Linked DNA regions of Homo sapiens: regions 1, 2 and 4 are each linked to region 3. The links are chromatin contacts, found by Hi-C or POLR2A ChIA-PET in ENCODE. All regions are on one chromosome and are shown on one strand. Each heading gives the region's core, a stretch centred on a gene start or an enhancer-like site at or near the end of the contact. The rest is flanking DNA. Distances are from core to core; before and after follow the strand shown. Region 1 holds the start of TTC3 (tetratricopeptide repeat domain 3). Region 2 holds the start of HLCS-AS1 (HLCS antisense RNA 1). Region 3 holds the start of GART (phosphoribosylglycinamide formyltransferase, phosphoribosylglycinamide synthetase, phosphoribosylaminoimidazole synthetase). Region 4 holds the start of DYRK1A (dual specificity tyrosine phosphorylation regulated kinase 1A).

Region 1 (2,701 bases), core at 19-2,518, 3.5 Mb after region 3:
GGCCTTTCCACTTCTTCCCTCCCTCTTACTCTTTCCTAATCAGCATCAGTGCCAGGGGGAAAGGCCTCTGTAGAAAGCCTTGACTTTCCAGTCTGGTTTCAATGTCTCTCCACCGTGCTCCCTGACACTCATCACACTGAGCATTAACTGTAGATTTACCCATCTGTCTCCTCCACAAGACCACGACCTCCTTAAGGGCAGGGACCAGGCTTTATCCACTTTGCCATCGCGTCTGGTGCTGTATAAATATTTGTAGAGACTAAAACCTCCTAGGCTAGTGCTGGCACACGGAACACTCAGCAAACACGAGATCCCTTCAGATTTTCTTAAAAAGAGACATAGGGAGAAAGAATCAACAGTTCATGTGTGCACAGTCTAACCAATGTATTCTTCCCTTGTCACTGAACGCCAGAAAAAGCCCCTGGCCATCCATCAGGAAAGTACTTACTGAAGCCAAATTGGGAGCTTAAGAAAAGAACAAAGCCATAAATCGCTCTTTCTGGCAATGGCGACGGTGAATTTTCCACCATTTTTCCTGGGGCTTTAGACAATCTGTGGAAAAGGAACACAATCAGCGTCAGCGATGTGCTCCGTGGCACCATTGATCCATTCTCGCCTCCTCGCTCCGCCGCGGGTACGGCCCCCGCCGCGCAGAACCGCCTCCCGCGCCTCCGTCCGCAACCCGCGCCCCCGCCTCGAGCGCATACAGACACCCAGGCTGGCGCGCGCCCCGCAACAGAAGGGGTGGCGGAGGATAGGGCAGGGAGGGGGGTTCTGGGGCGATAGACGCGCGCTCCAGCTCTGCAAGCGTGGCCTCCCTGTGGGAGGGGAGGGCAGGGAACAAGGCTCGCGCGGCGCCCACCAGCATGCGGGCCTACTAGGTCGCGGCGCCCAGGCCCCGGGCCCTGCCCATTCGTGGAGACTTCTATTTCTCATTCGAGGCGGGGTATGGGGGGGCCCTCGACCTCGGGTCCTTCATACGCCCACCCAGGCCCCTCCCGACACCTCGGCCACCTCAGCGCTGAGTTCTCCGCGCAAGCGCCGACTGGGGAGCCGCAGTGGGGAAGAGGAAAACCTGAGGGAAAGGCCTAGGCGCGACGGCAACCCCCACCCTGGCGCAGGCGCACAACGACCCTCCCCGGGTGGGAGCCAGCGAGCGCGGGGGCGGGCGTGATCCCGCGGCTCGCGACGGCGAAGGAGGGGGCGGTGGGGTGCGACTGCGCACGCGCGCTGCCAGCCCACGTGACGCACCTCGCTTCAACGCCGCCACCCGCTCCCTCCCGCCGTCGGCTGACGTGGAGGGCCGGAGGTGGCGGCGGCGGCGGCGGCGGCTGCTGCTGCTGCTGCCCGCGTCCGAGGCTCGCGGGCGGCGGGCCCGGGTGAGTGCACACCCGGCGCGCTGCCGGGCTCCCGGATGTGTCACCTTGTCCCGCTGCAGCCGAGATGCCGGGGGAGCGGGGCCTTCCACACCCCCTCCGTGGGTGTGTGGTGAGTGTGGGTGTGTGCGCGTCTCCTCGCGTCCCTCGCTGAGGTGCCTACTGTGTCTGCATGGGTTGGGTCCCGCGCGATGAGGGGGTGTGGCCGCCATTGCCTACCCCAGTGGGTTTGCCCCCTTGGTCTGGTGCCCCTTCGCGAGCGAGGCCCTGGGATGCCGGTGCGAGGGTGTGAGTAGTCCCTTTGTGCGCAACCCCCCGCTGCCCGTGCCTCGGCCGGTGCGTGGCTGACACCTCCGCTGGGTGGAGGCGCTCGCGTGTCGCCTCGTCGCCCCTTTTGTGTCGGTGTCCGCGCTCCCTGGCGGCTGCGTGGGCGCTCTCGGCCTTGCAGGTGGCCCCCCTTTGTGTTACTGCCCCTGTCTGTGGGCTGCGCGTCCCCTAGCGCGCGTGGCCGCGCCTTCTGCAATTGCGACCCCCGCCTAGAGCCTTGCTCGCGCAAGTGTGCGTCCTTGCGTGTCTCCGAGTGACGCAGAGTGTCTGCGCATGGGTCCTGTTGAGTGCGTGATCTCTTGTGTGCGGATTTAATTCTGTCGAGTGGGTATCTCTTGTGTGCAGGTTTCGTTGGTGAGCGTGAACGTTCGTGCACACCCCTTGCTGTGTGTGCGTGTCACGACTCTGTTGCCACCTGTTTTCGTGTGAACTGGCAGTCCAGTCCAGGGCCTGTCCCCACGGAACGGACCCAGGAGGGGGGTAACCTCGCCGCTCCCCTCGCCCCCGCGCCTCTTTCTGAGCATTCTCTCCCACAGACGCTAATGGGAAGGGGGGTGGACAGGATCGAGTCTGGCCAGCTGCTCCGCAGTGTTGACGCTGCCAGTGTGGCCTCTTCAGCCAGCCTGTTCAGGAGACAGAATAGGGGGATCAAAGATAAAAAATGAAGCCGAGACGTAGGTGAATTTGGGCTGGTACCAGTGCGCCGTGCCTTTTCCAGTGGCGCCCTGGACGCCAAAACCCCCTCAGTTGCAGAGACCTTTCAAAATATATGCACTCTCCTACTGGGCGATGCGGTCCTTAGGCGTTCTTGATGATATTTAATGGTTTATAGAGTATTTTATGGCATTCACCTAAATCTCTTTCCATTTTGCCCAAGATCCTGGCGAGGGAAACAAGGTAGAAATTTTACAGATTTTACTCCTCCGGAGAGAGCCTTTTCCTTATAACTACGACTCTAGTTAGGACATTTTTTGTTGCAAGAAATTTGCGATTTATCC
Region 2 (3,009 bases), core at 17-2,516, 3.4 Mb after region 3:
CTGAGATAAGATTCAATTCCCCACAGGGGCTTTACGGTGTGACATATGCAGAAAACGTCATTTTAGTGCTAAAAGTGAGGCAATATTCCAGAAAACAGAGGAAAGGGACAAGAAACAGATTAAAAGCAAAACACGTTTAAATATTAATGAGAACAATGCTACCGATGTCCATGAAATTTTGTGCAGTACTGCACTGTGAAGCTAAGCCCATTTCCAAAAACAGCTGAATGGAAAGATCTATTGTTCCCTTTACAGCAAGGCAGCAGACTTTTTACAGAGATTAATTGACTGGCCCAAGTCACAAGGTAGGTGACAGAGTGGGCTGAACACGTAACCACCATCCTAAGCACTGGGTCAAAAAAAACAAAGGCTGACTGTCAACTGAAATTTAAAAGACGCAAAGACCATCAGTCGGGTGCCCAAGTTGGTGAATGATGCAACCAACTGACAGAAGATGGAGAGGGAAAAGGGCAGTTTTTGTAAATTTGGGGACATCTGACAAAAAGCTGATGACACAGGTGGGAGTTTTTTGTTTGGGATTTTTTTTTTTTTTTCTTAAGACAGGGTCTTGCTTTGTCACCCAGACTGGAGTGCAATGGCTCAATCATAGCTCACTGTAGCTTCAAACTCCGGGGCTCAAGTGAACCTCCCGGGATCAAGTGACCCTCCCGCCTCACCCTCCAGAGTAGCTGGGACTACAGGCGCGTGCCACCACGCCGACCTAAGTGTTTTTTTTGTTTTGTTTTTTGTAGAGAGGGGTCTAGCTATGTTGCCCAGGCTGGTCTCCATCTCCTGGGCTCAAAGCTGTCCTTCCTCCTAGGCCTCCCAGAGTGCAGGGATTACAGGCATAAGCCACCGCTCCCGGCCCGCCACAGCTGTCTCTCCTGGTTCACGGTCACCCAAACGCCGGCTCGAAGTGTGGGAGAGGAGGTTGGGGGCGACCCCAGGTGGGCACTGCTGGCGTCCGGCTGTCAATCCACAGCTCACGTCCTCACAGGTGCGCGCCTAGAGTCACGCGTCCAGCACCGCCCGGCTGGCCGGGAAGAGGCGACCGGGTCCGTGGTCCGAGTCCCGCACCTCCGGCCTCTCTCTGGGCCCCGGGGCAACAGCCCCTCCCGGGCCGCACAGGCCGCACTGAGGGCGCCACTCCGGGGCTCCCGAACTCCCGGGCTCCCGGCGGGGACGAGGCGCAGGGACGGGGGCACTTCCGGCTCGCGGGGCCCGGGTCGCCCGCCCGCCCGACCCGCCCACCTGGCTGTCGCTGACGCAGAAGACGCGGCCGCCACGGCTCAGGCACACGCGGGCGCCCGGGGGCTGCGCGGCCGCGCCGCAGAAGGTGAAGGAACAGCGCGAGGCACGCAGCCGCCGCACCGTGGCGCGCACGAGCTCAGCCGGCCGGCGACCCCAGCGCGCCCACAGGTACAGGTAGCACAGCGTGATGAGCATGGCCGCGCCGCCGGCAGGGCGAGCCCGCCTTGCCCGCCCGCCCCAGCGCCCCAGGCCCGGCCCCGCCCCGGCCGGAAGGGCCGCGCCGCCCCCCCGGGCCAGGCGGCGCGGGGGTGGGGACGGCGGGGGAGGCGGGGACCCGGAAGGTGACGCGGGCAACTGGAGGCTGCGGCGGGAGGGGCGGGGGGGGGTGAGGCCGCGCCCGGCTGTGTGATGGGGAGCTCCGGAGGCCGCGCCCAGGGCTGGTGGCGGCGGCGAGGGGCAGCGCTGGGGCGGGGGGTGTGCACCGGGGTCAGGGGACGCCGGGGCTGCACCCGGAGAGGGGGCTCGAGGGAGTGGAGGCCGGGGTGCGGGGCCGCGCCAGGGCTGAGGAGTGGGATGGGTATGTTGTGGATGCGGGGGAGGGGAGGCTCCAGTGGCTGCCCGACCTGTTTAAGCCAAGTCCGGCCTCCCTTCCTTGGAGGGGTGGGAGGCGGATTGAGGAGGGGGCTCTGCCTATGTTCATAGCTGCCAAGGCCAACCTTTACTAACCAGCAGCACACCGGGAGTCCCAGAGCGCTCCACAGCCGCTACCCAGTCGACTTGGGAAAATAAGATAAGGCCGTTTTTATTAAATTATACTAAGCCTTCATGCAAAAGATTTTAAGGTCAATCACATACATTCACGGGATGCAATAATGTTTTTTTAAATAAGGACAGGAAACAGAAATTGAAGACAGATAAGCACCAAGAAGGCTGCCTCTAAAAAGGCTGTGCCAGGAAGGCTCCCTATGGTGTTCTTGCTACATGTGGGTCAACAGTTTGACTGTAAGCATCCTAACACCAGTGGGAAAAGGAAAACATCACCATGATTTGGTGTTCTTGTCTCCAAGGGAAGCATAATTAGTCCTGACACAGAGGCTTCTCCCATAGAACCTCATTTCTTTAAAAGGCATTATGTAAAGAACGTGTTCTGAACAGCTGCGAAGCACAGCAAAGAATTCCATCCAGTGGCTTCCTATTCTGGCCCTCGCTGAAAATAGGTGGCAAGATGCAGCAAAAGCAATCATGTACACCACGTCCATGTCTTAATCTAAGGATAGTTTTTGTTTGTTTGTTTTTGAGACAGTCTCTCTCTGTCACCCAGGCTGGAGTGCAGTGGTGCAATCTCGGCTCACTGCAAGCTCTGCCTCCTGGGTTCAAGCGATTCTCCTGCCTCAGCCTCCCGAGTAGCTGGGATTACAGGTGCCCGTCACCATGCCTGGCTAACTTTTGTATTTTTAGTAGAGACAGGGTTTCACCACGTTGGCCAGGGTGGTCTCGAACTCCTGACCTCAGGTGATCCACCCGCCTCTGCCTCCCAAAGTGCTGGGATTACAGGCGTGAACCACCGCGCCCAGCTAGGATAGATTTTTTTTAAGAGACAAGGTTTCGTTCTGTCGCCCAGGCTGGAGTGCCGTGGCATAATCACAGCTCTCTGCAGCTTCGAACTCTGAGCTGAAGTGATCTTCCTGGCCACCATGCCCAGCTAATTTTTTAGAAATTATTTTTCATAGAGACAGGGTCTCGCTGTGTCGCCCAGGC
Region 3 (3,042 bases), core at 264-2,763:
AACCTAGGAGATTAACTGAAATGACATTTATAAATAAGTACAATCTGGCACTCAGCAGTAGTAAATGTTAACTTGTTACATTTACTTACCACAAGACAAACTGGTAACAGGAAAAAGAAAATTGAAAACTTATTTTGATGATGTTGGGATTACATATTTTAAGAAAAATGTAAGCTGACAATATACAAAACTAACATTTTTTTGAGCACTTAACCTTGGGCAGGGTACTATTTAAAATGCTTGTCATGAAAGAATCCTATGAGGGAGATACTATTACTATCACCAATTTGCAGATAAGACAAGGAGGCCCAGATAGGTAAATAACTTGCTGGAGGTCACACAGGTAAGAGGGGGTGGAGCCTAACAGAAGCAATTTTGCTTCAGATTCTCTCAACAAGTGAAACGATGATCATTGAAAATTTGAGAAAGGAAAAAAAAAAACCCTGTTAAATTACAGTCTCGGAAGGAACAGCTACTTTAGTGTAACGGGAAAACACATTTTACTTGCCATGTGTATCTGAAATAAACAGATTTTTTATTTTATTTATTTATTTATTTGTTTAGACAGTCTCTCTCTGTCGCCCAGGCTGGAGGGCAGTGGTGTGATCTCAGCTCACTACAACCTCCGCCTCCCGGGTTCAAGCGATTCTCTTGCCTCACAGCCTCCCAAGTAGCTGGGATTACGGGCGTGCGCCGCCACGCCAGGCGAATTTTTGTATTTTTAGTAGCGACGGGGTTTCACTACGTTGGCCAGGCTGGTCTCGAACTCCTGACCTCCAATGGTCAACCCACCTTGGCCTCCCAAGTGCTGGGATTACATCACATCCGGCCAGAAATAAACAGATCTTTAAATCTAGAGCAAATGTTACATCTTTAGTTTGAATATAGCAGTAGTGTGGGAAAATTCTGTTTACTCTAGTGGATCACTGAAAATAGCCTTACTACCCAGTGGTGAGGACGCCTGGGCTCCTGAGTCTCACACAGCGCCTTGGCCTGGGTAGAGACGCTGCCCCATACTAGCAGGAAGACCTTGGGGGACTTCACTAACCTTGGGCCTCATTCCTCAGAATGGGTAACATAAGCAGAATAAGACAGGCAAATAAAGCCGTATCAGAGGATATGGAGAATAAAGTAGAAACCAACTACAAAATTAACCAAGTAATCTGCCAGAGACAACGGGTGCATAAAGAGAAAGTACACCAATTTAGGGTTATGTCCTAAAAATGTATAAAGACACAAAAAGGCCTTGACATCTTAGAAAACAGGAAAAGTAAAAGAGCAAATAGAAACCAGCTAACAGTAGCAAGTGAAAAGCACATGGCCAACCCCCACCCACCGCATTTACAAACAACAGGAAAATTTCTACAAATCAGTTTCTATGGTTTCACTCAGTTCGCGATCTTAAATCCCCAAACCAAAGCCTAAGCGCGCTCCGTGTAAAAGCGGAGGGGGTTTACGCACCGACACCGGGTGGCCACCTGGTTCCCGCTTGCCCGCTCGCCGGAAGTCGGCCCACCGGGACCGGCGCGGGACCAGCGCGGCACCGCCCCTCACTGCCCCGCCCTACGACGGCTTCCCTGCCCCATTGGTCCGCGCGGCCCTGGGTCTCCGCGGCGAGAATCTAGTCTGATTCCCTCCCGCCCTGGGCGCTGCCTGACTGCTCCCCAGCCGAGACACCCAAGCCTTAGCACGTTTATAATGTGACAGTGGTACGGGGTGCCACGCAGTGTTTCCAGGAGCGCCGGGGGGGAGCGCCAAAATGCTAAACCCATTCTTAGCCAATTGTGCGCCGCTCACGAGTCAGAGCTGAGCAGCTACCGCGGAAAAATCTCGTGACACGCCTGACTCCTGATGAGACTAAAATGCACCGGGCTTTGAATGCCGGTCGCTTAGGACATCCGGCCTATTGCTAAAAAAAAAAATGAGGCTGGTTATAGAACGCACTGGGGAAGACACAGGGCAACAGCGAGTTCCTCCTCTCACATGCCAGTGGGGGCGGGGGCTGAAAAATTCTCTCCCGGATGCATATCCCTGTCGAAACTGAACTTGGCGCCACCTGAGAGCGCCTGAAAGCCGTGTGTTAAACACCGGGTTGCCCTTCTTGCTCTTCTTCCTCTTCGCCTTTAATCTCAGGCACTTAGCAAGCCTGTTAAGGCTCCCAAACACTGCTGGGGACTGACAACTTATGCGGACACGGTCGCCTCAAGAGAGACGGCTCCTGTAATGGCGCCTGCGTCAGACACTAACATGGCGGACATAGTCGTGCGCGGCGCAAACGTCAGCACCTCTACCCCAGCCGCTCAGAAACAGCAGAGGAGAGCAGGGCCGTGCTCACTGATTGGTCCCTCGGTGGAGCGGGCCGGACCGGGCATTCCCTTTGGAGCCAATCAGGAAGGCGAGAGACCGAATTGGCCCGTGCGCCTCCTCCCGAGGCATGCTGGGAGCCTGGAGGACTAGCGAGGAGGAGTTGAGAGAACGGAGCGGACGCCATGGCGACCAACATCGAGCAGATTTTTAGGTCTTTCGTGGTCAGTAAATTCCGGGAAATTCAACAGGAGCTTTCCAGGTAAACGCCTCCCAGATTCTTCTGCTCCCAACGGACCGTTAGGCCCTCACCTAGCCTTCTTTGGCACCTTTCTTCGGAGACGCAGTCGTTCCCCGGCTCAGGCCCCGCTAGGGCCCCGCCTGGGCCTGGGATCCATTTTCCGGGCCCCCCCCAACCGCCCCCCCAGCCGCTCCCTTCCTTTTCCCTCGAGGAACTTCGCCTTTTCCGAGGTAACCCAAGACTCCCTGTTTCAGAACCGAGTTAAGATGTTCACCCTTCTCCCCTGTTTGGGTCCCCCCTGCCGTTTAGCTACTCGTAGGCCCGGTTGTCCGCCAGGGACGGGCCTAGTTCCTTCCTCAGCTCCTCCTCCGCCGCCGCGTATCCCCTCCCCCTCTCGCCTCCGCGGATTTTGCCGGCCGGTGCCTATGACCGGAAAGGGTCTCTAACGGCCGTTTCTTGGTTAATCTTAAATCCTCTTTATTATTGCGAGCTTCAGA
Region 4 (2,915 bases), core at 225-2,724, 3.8 Mb after region 3:
AGCGGCATTTACTGCGAGTTTTTTACATCTAATATTGTTTATAAGATTTTATCTGTTGTCACATTTGTGAAATTTATGAAAAAAATTGGTTACGAACACTATCACAAGGTGGCAAAATCAAGCTTAGAAATCAATTAGTGACTCTGCTGTAAAATAGTATATATATACACACACACTCTTTTTAGGTATACATTTATTAAATGCCATTAGAGTTGGTACAAAATACAATTTTTAGCTGGTGGCTCTCTACCGATTACAACGCAGCCAGCACAGCATACTTGGGTTTTCAAGCCTCGGGAGCTCACCCAGCAATACATAGCTAGGGAGAAGGGGTAGGGAGAATAAAAATCAGCGAAAGCCAGGATATTAATAAAGAGTTTTGATGGTTAAGGACAAGCAGGCGAATTAAGACTCTGGAAACCGAGAAGGTGTATAGAAAAGAAAACCAGAGAGCTGGACGACAAGGACACAGTAACAGCACAAGGGGATTCATCTAAAGGGCATTCCGATGGAGCAGGCAGGCTGCGCCCCGAAAGGTGGGGAGAGGTTGGAAGCAGATGGGCAGGCACAGGCGAGCGTGCACTGCCTGAAAAAGTTTTCATGATGGCTCCAGCCTAATTTCCCAACGCTGGTCTCGGGCGCCACAAAACCTGGGCGGCCCGACCGGAGCCAGGTGCCAGCCTCAGGGCCGCCGGGCCCGGCGCAGCGTCCGGAATTCCTGCGATGTCTGGGGCGCGGCGGTGGCTCCTCCCCGCCCCCACCACGGCCTCCGCCGGCATTTTCCGGCTAGGAGGCCCGCCAGCCCTTCGAAGAACCGGCTCCACGCGCGGACGGTCGCGGCCGCCGCGCTTCCCGGGGAGAGAGGCGAGCGCGGCGCCCGGACCGCGGTGAGAGCCCTCCAGGCCCGGGCGCGCGGGGTGGGCTTCCCGGGTCCCCGCCCGAAGGCCGCGGCGCCCCTCCTCCTCCCCCTCCCCCGCCCGGGGCAGCCCGCCCCTCCCCCCGGCGCGGGCGGGGCTGCGGGCGCCGACGCGGAAGCGCGGGGCGCTAGGGCTGCGGGGGCGGCGGCGCGGGAGGCCGCGCGCGCTCCCCGGGCCGCAGTCGGCGCGGGCGCGGGGCGGGGCGGGGCGGCCGGGAGGCGGCGGGCGATCGCGCACAGGCCTGGCCGCCGCCTCGCCCCCCCTTCCCCAGCCCCTACCCTCCCTCGGCCTAGCCGTCCCCCTCCTCTCCCCTCCCCCGGGCGAATCACGCGCCCTCCTCTGACACTCGTAGCGGACCCGAGCTCCGAATTTATCCTTCACGTGACCTGAGGGGGTTGGGTGGTTGGCTGGGGACAGAGGGGGAGACGGAAAGGAGGGAACGGAATCTGCCGTTACCTGAGCAACAGGCCCCGCCCGCCGGCTCGGGGCTGGGGGGCGGGAGGAGGACGTCAGCACGTCAGCCGGGGTTTTGCGTTTTGATTGACAGTTGCTATAGCGACCGGGTCGGTCCGTCGCCATTTTGTTGGTTGGTTTTTTTTTAAACCCTTTCGCTTCCCGCCCGAATAATAATAAAAAGCCCCATTGGAGTGAGGCGGGGGTGGCGGCGGCAACCGCGGCGGGGGTATCCGGGGAGACTGCTGCTGTCGCTGCTGCTGATCGCGGCCCAGGTCGGCCTCAGAGAGCGGACACCCCGAGCGGGGGGTGCGGGCGCCGCCGCCGCCGCTTCTGCTGCTGCTGTTCCTGCTGCTGCTGTTGGTGCCGCTGCCGCCGCCGGCGAGCAGGCGGGACCGGTGTGAGTGCGAGTGTGTGTGCGAGGGAGCGTGTGCGAGGGCGATTGTGCGCGCGAGTGTGCGGGTGTGTGCGAGTGTCTGTCTGTCTGTGCGGGGACTCGGGGGCGGGCGGTTCGGGCTCTCCTGGCGGAGGAGCCGCCGCCGCCGCCCGGGCCCCGGCGCTTCTCGCTGCGCAGGTTCGGAGCGCGCGCCATTTTGTGAGATTTACAAAATCCTCCTCGGGAAGAAGCCGCCGGCAGCAGCCGCCGCTCGGCGCCCGGCCTCGCCGACGCCGCCCTCTGCGCCGGGCCGGCCGTGCGGCCCCGCCGCCTGGAATCGGGGCCCGGGGACTGCGGTATTTGCCGGGGAGGGGGCTGTCGCCTCCCCGGCCCCGGGCGCCGCTGGAACCGCGAGCCGAGGAGAGACTGAGCAGGCTGCGGCGCGGCCAGGAGCCGGAGCGCCGGGGGCGGAGAGAGGCTGCCGGGGCGGCGCTGGCTGCGGAGGCCGCGGCGGGAGCGCGGCGCGGGAGCCCGAGGCTGAGACTCACCGGAGGAAGCGGCGCGAGCGCCCCGCCATCGTCCCGGTGAGTGTCCGGCCCGGCCGCGGCCCCGCCCGGCCTGGCGCTCGGCTCCCCCGGCGGCCCGCAGCCGGGCCGGAGCCGAGGCCGGCCGGGCGGAGGGAGGGACCTGCCATTTTAGGAGGAGGCGCCGCGGGCCCAGGGCCGGCCGCCGGGGGAGGGAGCCTCAGGCCGGGTCCCGGAGGAGCGGCGGGCGCGAGCGGAGGGAAAGTTGCGGAGGGTGGGAGCGGGGGCCGCGGCCTCCCGGGAGCCGGGGCCTGGGGGGCCGTAGACAGCGCCAGACCTTCACTGGCCGCCCGAGCGAAGGGGTGGAGGTTGTCTTCCTCCTCCTCCTCCTCCTCTTCCTCCTCATCCTCTTCCCCCAGCTCCTCCCTCGTCCCTCCTCTCGGTCCCCACCAGTGTGGGAACCGCCGGGGTGATTCGCAAGGACAATGCACGGGTTAAGAAAATGGGGCCGGCTGCCGGGTGGGCGAGGACGGCGGGGCCGGGCCGGGCCGGGCGCCGGCGAAGGTCGGGAGCCGCTGCCTCGGCGGCCCTGGGGGTCCGCGCTGGAGCGAGGGGCACTCACTGGCCTCCGAAGTTGGGCGGGGA

What was found. Hi-C counts contacts between places; a loop is a spot of excess contacts on that map. ChIA-PET counts read pairs that join two places held with the same protein, here RNA polymerase II (POLR2A). Pooled maps may share reads with other maps.
Region 1: a loop to region 3 is called in a map of CD4-positive, alpha-beta memory T cell, with 12 times the contacts of the local background. The contact joins the promoter of TTC3 here to the promoter of GART in region 3. A Hi-C loop is called at or near these places in 1 of 168 maps with a recorded cell type or tissue (CD4-positive, alpha-beta memory T cell) and 8 of 50 pooled maps. POLR2A ChIA-PET finds 5 or more read pairs at or near these places in 1 of 52 experiments (GM12878).
Region 2: a loop to region 3 is called in a pooled map, with 8 times the contacts of the local background. The contact joins the promoter of HLCS-AS1 here to the promoter of GART in region 3. A Hi-C loop is called at or near these places in 4 of 50 pooled maps. POLR2A ChIA-PET finds 5 or more read pairs at or near these places in 2 of 52 experiments (BJ and WTC11).
Region 4: a map of naive thymus-derived CD4-positive, alpha-beta T cell shows a loop between it and region 3 (6-fold over the local background). The contact joins the promoter of DYRK1A here to the promoter of GART in region 3. A Hi-C loop is called at or near these places in 1 of 168 maps with a recorded cell type or tissue (naive thymus-derived CD4-positive, alpha-beta T cell), 2 of 37 single-sample maps with no recorded cell type and 11 of 50 pooled maps.

Annotation. Positions count from the first base shown.
Region 1 is chr21:37,071,986-37,074,686 of GRCh38, forward strand. It overlaps TTC3 (tetratricopeptide repeat domain 3), which reads left to right and starts at 1,269. Exons shown (of 46, transcript NM_001330683.2): 1 at 1,269-1,488. It overlaps PIGP (phosphatidylinositol glycan anchor biosynthesis class P), which reads right to left and starts at 1,086. Exons shown (of 5, transcript NM_153682.3): 1 at 1,015-1,086; 2 at 449-552. The coding sequence starts at 530. RefSeq lists silencers at 557-836, 1,077-1,396, 1,617-1,676 and an enhancer at 984-1,278.
Region 2 is chr21:36,965,193-36,968,201 of GRCh38, forward strand. HLCS-AS1 (HLCS antisense RNA 1) reads left to right here and starts at 1,267. Exons shown (of 4, transcript NR_186434.1): 1 at 1,267-1,419. It overlaps HLCS (holocarboxylase synthetase), which reads right to left and starts at 1,477. Exons shown (of 11, transcript NM_001352514.2): 1 at 1,252-1,477. The coding sequence starts at 1,446. RefSeq lists an enhancer at 830-879 and silencers at 939-1,269, 990-1,319, 1,390-1,859.
Region 3 is chr21:33,540,604-33,543,645 of GRCh38, forward strand. GART (phosphoribosylglycinamide formyltransferase, phosphoribosylglycinamide synthetase, phosphoribosylaminoimidazole synthetase) reads right to left here and starts at 1,514. Exons shown (of 22, transcript NM_000819.5): 1 at 1,462-1,514. It overlaps SON (SON DNA and RNA binding protein), which reads left to right and starts at 2,435. Exons shown (of 12, transcript NM_138927.4): 1 at 2,435-2,566. The coding sequence starts at 2,490. RefSeq lists silencers at 1,390-1,679, 2,720-2,809 and enhancers at 1,830-2,279, 1,844-2,575, 2,480-2,539.
Region 4 is chr21:37,365,299-37,368,213 of GRCh38, forward strand. DYRK1A (dual specificity tyrosine phosphorylation regulated kinase 1A) reads left to right here and starts at 1,475. Exons shown (of 12, transcript NM_001347721.2): 1 at 1,475-2,330. RefSeq lists enhancers at 11-936, 468-547, 1,861-2,785 and silencers at 688-867, 898-1,207, 1,788-1,937, 2,128-2,207, 2,448-2,587 and 1 more.